3 separate regions of the Homo sapiens genome follow, and all the other regions are linked to region 1. The links are chromatin contacts, found by Hi-C or POLR2A ChIA-PET in ENCODE. All regions are on one chromosome and are shown on one strand. The core of a region is the stretch at or near the end of the contact, and the rest is flanking DNA. Distances in the headings are between cores, read along the strand shown.

The links. A loop is a pair of places that touch in the nucleus more often than their neighbours do. ChIA-PET counts read pairs that join two places held with the same protein, here RNA polymerase II (POLR2A). Pooled maps may share reads with other maps.
Region 2: a loop to region 1 is called in a map of IMR-90, with 4 times the contacts of the local background. The contact joins the promoter of BMP4 here to the enhancer-like site in region 1. A Hi-C loop is called at or near these places in 2 of 168 maps with a recorded cell type or tissue (IMR-90 and prostate gland) and 3 of 50 pooled maps. POLR2A ChIA-PET finds 5 or more read pairs at or near these places in 1 of 52 experiments (IMR-90).
Region 3: a map of IMR-90 shows a loop between it and region 1 (6-fold over the local background). The contact joins the promoter of STYX here to the enhancer-like site in region 1. A Hi-C loop is called at or near these places in 3 of 168 maps with a recorded cell type or tissue (IMR-90, chondrocyte and endothelial cell of umbilical vein) and 6 of 50 pooled maps. POLR2A ChIA-PET finds 5 or more read pairs at or near these places in 1 of 52 experiments (H1).

Annotation. Positions count from the first base shown.
Region 1 is chr14:53,305,016-53,308,269 of GRCh38, forward strand. No RefSeq gene overlaps it. Among named protein-coding and RNA genes, the nearest start is that of DDHD1-DT, 150 kb to the left of the region's middle. RefSeq lists an enhancer at 1,236-1,530. Within about 2 kb of position 1,601, at least 14 of the 41 ENCODE cell types and tissues checked have a DNase peak (open chromatin) inside an H3K27ac peak, as active enhancers do; they include IMR-90, where a contact is called at or near this core.
Region 2 is chr14:53,955,115-53,958,368 of GRCh38, forward strand. It overlaps BMP4 (bone morphogenetic protein 4), which reads right to left and starts at 1,711. Exons shown (of 4, transcript NM_001202.6): 1 at 1,436-1,711. LOC124903317 reads left to right here. Exons shown (of 2, transcript XM_047432035.1): 1 at 1-1,214. The coding sequence starts at 787. RefSeq lists promoters at 1-609, 1,537-3,254, 1,537-2,879 and silencers at 835-944, 1,594-1,673.
Region 3 is chr14:52,728,371-52,731,624 of GRCh38, forward strand. STYX (serine/threonine/tyrosine interacting protein) reads left to right here and starts at 1,796. Exons shown (of 11, transcript NM_145251.4): 1 at 1,796-2,161. The coding sequence starts at 2,105. It overlaps PSMC6 (proteasome 26S subunit, ATPase 6), which reads left to right. Exons shown (of 14, transcript NM_002806.5): 14 at 1-220. RefSeq lists silencers at 1,481-1,940, 2,011-2,090.

The DNA of each region.
Region 1 (3,254 bases), core at 351-2,850:
TTCAGCATTTTCTCCATCATCACCCTTGGGACTTGGATGTGAGTCTCCTGGATAAGCTGAGCGATGGTCACCCTGCTTTGTTAATGACCACACCACCCCTTGAACCCTGGCCCATTGGTTTTGAACCAGCTTCTCTCTTTCCCTTTGGGGTCATTCTGTCCCAGGAGGCTCCTCTGTTCCTCCTTACACCACAGCTGTCCTTCCAGGCTCAGATATTTTGGAATCTCAGTGTAAACACAGCTGGGACTCAGGCTGCCACGTAACACATGCTTCTCTTAGGCTACCTTCCCAAGTGTTTACATTCCATGCTGGAAGAACTTGGCTCCTTCAACAAACTCAGAGAAAGAATCAGTACAGTTCCTAATTTTTCACACTTTCTACCTAGTCTAGGATTGAGCATCTGGATCCAATTGGAGGCCACTTGTCCTAATTTAGCACTTCCTATTAATTTGTAAGGAATTACTATTGAAATACATAATTTAGCAACTTCAGATTTTACAAGCTATGGCAAGTGCCATACCAAATAGGATTTGACTGGATTTATTGCTGTTGAAAAGGAAATCTTTGATTTTTCTCCTCCTAGCTACTATTGATTCATTTCATACCAGAGTGTATAAAATTGGACCTATAGAAAACATTTTCTTCCCTCCCTTGATCTGGTTGGAAAAAATGTTTTCATTTCATGAAATAAACAGTGAAAGAATTTTCATGAATATGTATGTAGTTTTAATGAGTTTTGTTTCTCATGATGAAATGTATTAATATTTTATATGTTGCCCTCCCGGGAAATGGAGGAATCTGAGATCCTAGACTAGCTGCAGTTTGTCCAACAGGAATCAATATTCATAATGCTCAGGACAGTGGAACCTAATTCCCAGAACCTCTGGTTGTGGAGGCTGACCTGGGCAGAGGAGGCAGGCTGAGGAGGCATTGTTGCAGTAGGGAATATCCTGCACATACCCAGCTTCTTCACCTGGGTGGCGAGGACACAGGTTGCTGAAGACTCAGGAATGTGTATGCAAGTCTTTAAGGAGTAGGAAATGGGAGGGAGATGAGGGGTGGGCATGGTGGGAGGCTCCTGAGAGATATAAAAACAGGGTTCCAGTAGTTGGACTGTCGTCCTTCCACAGGCCTTTTCATTGATGTGCAAGAGTCATCTTTTGGTACCACTTCCTGGGGACGTTTCCTCCCTCGAGATTGATAACTGAGAATAACCCTAGCCATACTGGAATATAATTCCTGATATCCTGAAAGTGTATTTTCACATTCAGATATACAACTATACCCAGGTGTACCTATTCCCGTTAATTTTGGGCATGGCGCGGTAGCTGAGGCCCATGGATTGAAACAAAGACCGCTTCTGCCATCTGCTGGGCACTCTGAGGAACTCAAAGGATTTTTCCACAGGAAGAGGGGGAGTTTGATGAATTTCGTTTCAAATTTACTTTAGCACTTGAGAATTTAGCCAAGTATTAAACAGATTAATTTTTGCCTTTGTGAAGGCTTGCATGACTTTGATCATTCAGTCGTTTTAATGAACTCAACGTGGTTGTTTCCGATTTGGCCTTGAAAGCCTTGGCATGTCGCCGTGCTCTGAGTGGGAGCCTCGCTGCCTCCAGCTTGGGTTTCTCAGTTTTGGCAGGGCTTTCCTTCCCACTGATGGAAGATTTACAGAGGAAAAAAAAATCATTATGTCTGAAATTCTGCCAGGATACATCAGCGTATTTCCAGGCTGCCATCTACCGTGTAACTCTCTGAAGATTTAATATGAAAATTAAAAAAAAAATTGCAGTGCACCTGCTCCTAAGGAAAACTACCTTGTCGTAGGATCGCATGCTTTTATTAAATTAGAGAATTTTAAATTGTATTTATGAGGATGTACAACTTGGGTTTCTTCCCTTAGGCTTCCTGGTCTCTGTGTTAAGTACAACTTGCCTCCAAGGTCACCCTCCCACCCTCCATAATTAGCCCAGAAATTTAACAGGGGCTTCTGGCAGCAGTTTTACCCAGCAAGCTTAGCGTAGCACTATTTGTGGTCAGATCCTGAGTGATTCAGCAGCTCTACTATCCTTAGAGTCTTGTCTCATCCCACACAAAGCCCTTTTCAGACCCAGTTTGACATTCTGATATTGTACCATGGCCCCGCAGGGTCAGGGAGTATAATGTGGTGATTCAATAGCTGTCTTGGAGCAGAAAAAGGGCATTCAGTGGTGGGTTAAAGGGCAGGCTGGTGACAAGGAGGGAGCAAGACAACATTCTACAGATTCTGCAGCTTTGCTTGGCTAGGAGCGAAACATCTCACCTCGAAAAATGGCTTCAGAGGCACAAAAATTATTTTCTTTGTTACTTAGCTTTTTAGTATCAGGACCTCAGACCTGAGTTGGTAGGGTATGACTAGATAGGAGAAGTTCCTCTCTGTGGGGTCCCTTCCTTGGCATACTGTTTTGTGGTAAATGGACTGAAACAGAATTCATTGAAGTCAACTGAAGTCACTGAGAATGTCTGCTTAAGTTGTTGAACATTACAGTTTTGGTGATATGCTTGGAAGCTAAAATCCATGACGGGCTTCTCCAAATTTTATCCTCTTATTTTCTTTGACTGGTTTCTGTACCTGGTCCAGTTTTAAAAGCTATTTGTGACCATGCTGGATGTCAGAATAAGAGAGCACTCAAGAGAAGTGAGATTATTGGGTTTGGTCCATGGGATATTTCATACCTAGAGTAGCCTTCCATTTCAGAGCTATTTTAAAGCTGGTTCCTCACTTTGTTGAGAGCAGTTGAGAGCAAACTGATGGATGGGGATGTGAGAAATAAGTTCTCCTGGACATGATTTGCAGTCTATACATATTTACCTTTTAGAGAAAAAGGAAATGACAGCCACAATTTGTCCTTCGCTGATTAACATGCCATTTCTCACTGTTTTGATAAGCAACAACAACAATAAATCCCACCTCTTGCCATATTTCTCAGACCTGGGAAACTTGTGTTAAGTCAAACTTTGTTCCAAGTTGACTGTCCCACTCTGAGGGCAACTTGAAGGGGTGACAATGCCTAGATGATCTGAGTTTTACTAATACTAAGCAAATTGTGGTTATTTGCTTCGGGCAGACTGAAAGGAAATTTATCCTTGCAACATTTATGAAGATCTTGTTTGCTAAGCAACTTAGTATTATCAAGGAAGGTGGGATTGTATTGTAGAGAACTGCTTTGCTAGATAGCAGGACATTTAGGATCTGGTTTCATTCTGGCACTCAC
Region 2 (3,254 bases), core at 461-2,960, 650 kb after region 1:
GCTGGGGCGGGCTGCGAAAGGGTTGGGAAGAGCAAAGGGTTTTTTTGTTTTGTTTTGAGACGCAGAAGCCCTTTAAAAAGCCCGGCGAGGAGAGGTCCAGAAGTAGAGAAAGCAGACGGAGGCAAGCTGTGCCCGCGGGGCAAAGGGACAGTAGAAGGGGCGGGCGCCCGGGTTCCCCGGAAAACCCTCGGCCCCAAGGAATCTCCTGGGGCGGGAGAGCGCGGTTCTAAAACCGAGAGGATAGGAAGGGGAAGGGGGAGTTGTGTTTCAATTTCGGATTCACCAGGATTCATCTCTAGTCACATTTTTCTTCTCAAATTTTTAAATCGAAAAGATAAAAGCCAAAAGAACTTTCATCCCCAGAGCTTTTTATTGGGGGAAAGGAATGTAACTCGGGGTGGTTGTCCTTCACTTCCCTACTCGAATCTTCTCCTAATGCCGAAATGTGTTTACAGGTAGCCTCAGTTTACCAAGTATGTATCTTTTGGGGGTTTAACCTCTCACAAAGCCTTCAACTCACAAACCGCGATCCTTGGAAACCATCCTCCAAAGCAGTGCTTGGAGGCCTCTAAGGCCCCCGGACCAACTCCCGCTGGAAGAAGCCTGCAGGGACTCGGGAATCACGGGAACCTTTCCCGTCGGTTCCGGGCCTGGAGGGCCAGGAAGAGCCGCGCGTCCGCCTTTCGTCCCGCCAGGAACTCCCCATAGGACACGACACCGCAGGAACAAGCGTCCTGGGAGCCCCTGGGATCTTGGCTGTCGTCTCTAGGGACCCTACACCGTGAAATGATAGAGGCGAGGTTCCTTGGGTTCCGCAAGTCGACGAAAATAGCTCGTGGAGAAGGCGCGTCCTGCAACTGCAGTTCGCAAGCTCTCAGGGCGCCCCGCCAGCTGGGGGCCAGATTGGGTGACACTCCCCTCGACGCAGCCTCCGGAGCGGCGCGCACTCTCCAGAGGCCAGCAGGACTGCGCTCTCTACCGCAGAACCTGCTCCAGCTAGGTGTTCTCTCCCCATCTCGCCGTCGCTCTGCCCCCTCACTCTCTCTGGACCTCAGAGCCGGTTCTCTCCTTCCTCCTCCCGCGCTTTCCGTCCGGGGATCGCAACCTCCAGCCCGTGGGCAACGCGTTCAGCCCAAGACCCCACAGTTTTTCCCAACGACCCCCCTACCAAGGGCTTCTCTTGTTTCTGCTCTCCTGCCCCGCACTTCCCAAAGGTGAGAATCTCCCAGGGACTGCTGGACAGAGAAGGCCTGGGCAGGGGCAGTAGCCGATATTTAAAGGTCTTTCAGCGCCAGCATCCCCACCTCCAGCACCACTATTGGAAAATAATTAGGCCACCTTTTGCCTCGGTCACAGCCTGTGACCAGCTTCTTCCCCCCAAGGAGGCTCCTAGACCCCCTCTGCCTGTCTCCCCTCACCAGGTAGCCTTGCTCACCATAGGTCCCTGCAGTAGCGGGCTCGCCAGCAGCAGCTCCTGGGGACCTCTGAACGGTTGCAGTGAACCTGGGCGAGGGCCGGGGACTGTGGCGCTGCAGGCTCGAGATAGCTTGGACGGGAATCCCATCGGGGAGACAAGCTAGATACTCAGCCGGAGCAGCAGCGGCGTCTCAGGCTCGCGTCCCTCAGCTCGGATGCCACACTCACCTAGCTTCCGGGCCGGGCTCCGCGCTCCTTCCCTCCCTCCCTCCTCCTCTGCCTTCTCGCATCTTCCTTCCTCCTCTTTCCCTCCCTCGCTTTCTTTCTTTCCTTCCTCCTCCTCTTCCCCGGCGGCCCCTCCCTCCTTCCCTCCTCCCTCGCTCGCCTCCCTTTCTGGGGATGGGAGCCCCGCCCACATCCTCCCCTCCAGCCGCCCGACCTCGCCTAGCAGGCCCGGGTCCCGGAAGCCCAGGCAGCGCCCGAGTCCGCAGCTGCCGTCGGAGCTGGGACGCCGCTGCCTCCAGCTCTGGGAAGCGGCTGGGGCTCACCTGGGGACCACGTGCGGAGGTACTAGAAAGCATGCACCGACTAGTCGCCGTACCTTCCAAAAATACCCATGGGAGTCTGGGCTTCCCTGAGTTTAGTGTAACTGCTGCCCAAACTGATGATTAAAACACTGAGTAATCACCATTTACCCTGAGTAATTAGAGATAATGAAACACCTCTAAAATCAGGTTATGGAGAAAGGAGCTGTTGGATCGGTTTAAAAGGTGGCCTTCCATAAACTGTTAAAAGATTTCCAAACGTTGAGAAACAGGCTGTGTGCAGAACTGTGTGCCAGAGAGAGATACCTCTTGGGCTGTTAAAAGGTGAATTTCCTTCCAAAACATTCTTAAAGTGCGTTTTGTAGAACACCTTGGTGATGACCCTGAGGTAGACCCCAGTAAATGAGCTCACTTCCCTCCTCCCCCCAAGGCCTAAAGACAGAGGTGGCCTGCAGACAGGCTGGGGCCACGTTTTTTACAGTTAGAAAAATCTGTTTCTAGCTCAGAAGCCGTCTTAAGAACCGACACAGCAGTTATTTTTGTTGGTGTTATGGTTGTTGTTGATTTTTTTGTTCATTTTTGGTGTACCTAAGAGTCCTGACACTCTGTCTTTCCAAGGAGATAACCACAGAAGCAGTAACCTTTTAGGCCACAGGGAGACAAGAAAAGATGCCCCTTGGTCTGTTTTTAAAGGAAGAGGGGAGATGAGGAATTGGCCCTTTCATATAAAAACATTTTAGTAATCATATTAGCAGGGAGGTGGAATGTGGTGGCTTTTAAACCTTCCCAAACAGGAACTAATTTCACACACTGCCTCTGATGGAGCTGTGAGGGAGCTATCAGCCTCATCTCTCTGTTTTACAAACAAGGAAAGGCAGGACTACCAGGTTAAAGGGACTTGCCCAGATCTCTGAAGTAAATCACAGCCTCTGCTCCAGAGCTAATGCTTCAGGGAGGGGTTGAGGCTCATAGCCTGAGCTCCAGGTAGCCAGAGGAGTGCTGGAAGACTGAGCATTTCCTGTCCTGGATTTCTTTCCCTGGGACAGACATGACACTTTACTGTCTCTGCAAAGCATTTAGGTCTTTACTTAAACAGATATTGGCCCTGGGTGGCTCATCTATAAAAACTTTACGTTTATACACCTTCGATATTTAAAAAACAAGAACTACTTCCTGTGTGGAACACAGATTACAAAGGGTGGGAAATATCTGAGATCAGAGAAGCAACTGTCAGAGCAAGGCCAAGACATCCTGCCATCTTTTCCATCTATTAGGCCTAGGTCTTTTGGCCTA
Region 3 (3,254 bases), core at 546-3,045, 580 kb before region 1:
TCTTCCAGGAAAAATTCTAACATACAATTTTGCGTATACTATAATTTCAGGAAATTTATTGTTTCCCAAGCTCATCCAAGGACTCTTTAGGTATGTATGGATACCTGGCTAAGAGTGTATGATGTAGGGGATGTAGGAGTGTCAGAAATGTTCAAAACATGATTTCTGTTACCTATACATGATTCTTATATCATCTGGCAATAAAAGCTATAACAAAGTACACAAAGGAATCATCATTGGGCATCAATAATTATTAAAGATGCTGGTGAAAAGAAAAGACAACTTCAGTTTCATAAACACTAAAGAACCAAAAATACATGACCTAGCTAATTATACAATAATTCTTCAAATTAAAAACTTCCTAGCAGGATATTATGTGCCTTTTTATAATTTTAGAAGATGAACAGTTAAAATAGAAAATGGAGTGGTCAAGTTAGCCATCTCATACTCAAATTATTGTACAGTTCTATTTCTATGTGTTGGCAGTGCATTTTATGTGACAAAAAGTAGAATGTAGGGGGAGGTTTAAGTCAAATATCTATGTGATCTTTTCACTTATAATTTGCATTTAGTTAAGGAGTGACTATCTTGCCTTTTACCTTTGTGCTGGCGGTGGTTTTTTAAAGAATCAATTTGGTGTACAAATCCTTTCTTTCTTTTTTTATTTTTGATTTTTTTTGAGATGGAGTTTCGCTCTTGTTGCCCAGGCTGTAGTGCCATTGCACTATCTCAGCTCATTGCAACCTCCGCCTCCCGGATTTAAGCGGTTCTCCTGCCTCAGCCTTCTAAGTAGCTGCGATTACTGGCATGCGCCACCACACCCAGCTAATTTTTGTATTTTTAGTAGAGACGGGGTTTCTCCATGTTGGTCAGGCTGGTCTCAAACTCCCGACCTCAGGTGATCCACACGCCTCAGCCGCCCAAAGTGCTGGGATTACAGGCGTGAGCCTCCGCGCCCGGCCCAAATCTTTTCACCATGGGTTTACAGGCATAACGCCACCACACCCAGGGAATTTTAAAATTGTTTTTTAGAGAGGGGGGTCTTACTATTTTGCTCAGGCTGGCAAACTCCTTTTAAAAGATATTGAAAGCCATCTGGTTTATTATTTTTATTTCAAAATATAATAATGGAAGAAATTTTACAGTATTATATACAATTTACTGAGTCAGCTATCAGTTCCTTTTTCTGATTTTTTTCTAGTTGCCATTCTTGATATTTTCTAGGTAATCTAAACTGAGTTGTATTTTCAAGTACTCTTAAAATACTTTAAAAAATTTTAAATTGAGCCGTTTAATTCTTTGCTTAAAGGTGATGGGTATTTTATTTTCTGTATGGCACCACGTGATTTTAAATTGAACTCTTCATTTATTAGTCATTTGGTTATAAACTCAGCATAGATTGCGCAGAATTTTGAGAGGGGAGAAACTATAGCTTTCCTTTCGGATGCCACTGGTGGGTAGCCTGTTTTGCCTGTTTGTTCTTATGTTAAAGAAGGGCTCTACGTCCTGTCTGGAAAGGGCGGAGCTGGCTCGGACCGCCCCACTGCCTTTCCCAGGACCTTCACTCGTCCTGTCCCACCGCAGCCCCGCCTCCTCCACGCCGGGTGAGCTGTGGCCTAGCAGCATCCGAGGCTCCGCCCCCCCCACCCCCAAGCGTCTGCGCTCTAGCGAAGGGGCGGAGCAGGGCGGTGGCGCGCTGACACCTGGCGGCGGCGGAGGGCGGGCAGAAGGCGAGCGTGGGCTGGGATTGGCTGAGGCGACGCGGGTGGAGGGGGCGGGAAGGAGGCGGGGAGACGGTTGTCGGGCTGGTTCCTGTGCTGGATCCTGGGCGGCCTGAGGGGTACGGAGACTCTGGGGGAGGGAGACGGCAGCGGCATGGCGGCCGGGTGTAAGACGCCCGACCCTCCTCTTCCCTGTCTTCGCCGCCGCCGCTGCTGGAGTCACTGGGACCCTGTAGTCTGCGTGTGTTAGTTGTAATCCCGCCGCCCTCCTGTCAGCCCTCCGCTCCGCCGGCCCTCCTTCCTTCCGCCGCCGCAGCCAGCCCGAGGGTCGGCCGGCTGTGTAACACTCTCCCACCCCACCCACCAGCCCGCGGGCCAGCACCATGGAGGACGTGAAGCTGGAGTTCCCTTCCCTTCCACAGTGCAAGGAAGACGCCGAGGTGAGTCGCTCCCGTGGCTGCCACGCACAGGCCTCTCCCTGTGGCTCCGGCCGAGGGGCGACCCCAGTCCCCAACCGTCTTAGCCGCCACCTGTACGGGCGCCCTGCCTCCTAAGGGCGTCCCGGGACCTCTGAAGCCGAGCGGTCGGCTCCAATCCCCACTGAGTTGCTCGTCCTCTCCAGACCCCGCGGAGGGGCAGCGTCTGGTGTACTTACATTTGAGAAGAGGAAAAGCAATCCCTTAGTCCCTAGGCTTGGCATCCAGGACTGACCTGGAGTAAGGTTCCTCTTTTATTGTCAAAGTAACAAGAGAGCGAAGTTGGTTTAGTCTCCTTTTGAGGAATATCTGTGGTGTAAACGATTCACTTGTGGGACACATGGCCCCACATGTGAAATAGACTCGGCGCCTGAAGTTTGGAAGCGCGCCTTCGAAAAGTTTCCCAAAGTTTTTTGTTTGTTTTTAGACAAAGCTATGACCCGCACAACAAAGTGTCTCAAAGCTAGCTCATCTTAATCTGAGAACTCTTAATCAGAAATCTTGACCTTTGGAGGAAAATTAATATTGAAAGTAAAATACTATATACCTTTTCTCCTGGTTTCTAATTTGTGGCTATTTTTACTCCACCTTAGATCCCTGCCTGCTGTTTCTACTCGGATTTTTTTTCATCTGTTGCTAGTTTAACATTTTACGGCATTGCAGACTACTAAATTAGAATTTTCTGGAGGCTAAATTAACAAGACGAAGATACTCAGCTATACTTTAGTAGGATTAAGAAAGAAAATCTAACATCGCTAGTTAAAAATACCTTTAAAGTAGTTGGGAAAAATAAAGCCCTATTTTTAGGAGACCATTCAATTTATTCCGAATATTTATTCTATTGAATATCTTCATTGGAGGTTCACTTTTTTTTTTTTTTTTTTTTTGAGACGGAGTCTTGCTCTGTCGCCAGGCTGGAGTGCAATGTGGCGCGATCTCGGCTCACTGCAACCTCCGCCTTCCGGGTTCAAGCGATTCTCCTGCCTCAGCCTCCTGAGTAGCTGGAACTACAGGCGCGCACCACCACGCCCAGCTAATTTTTGTGTTTTTAGGGGAG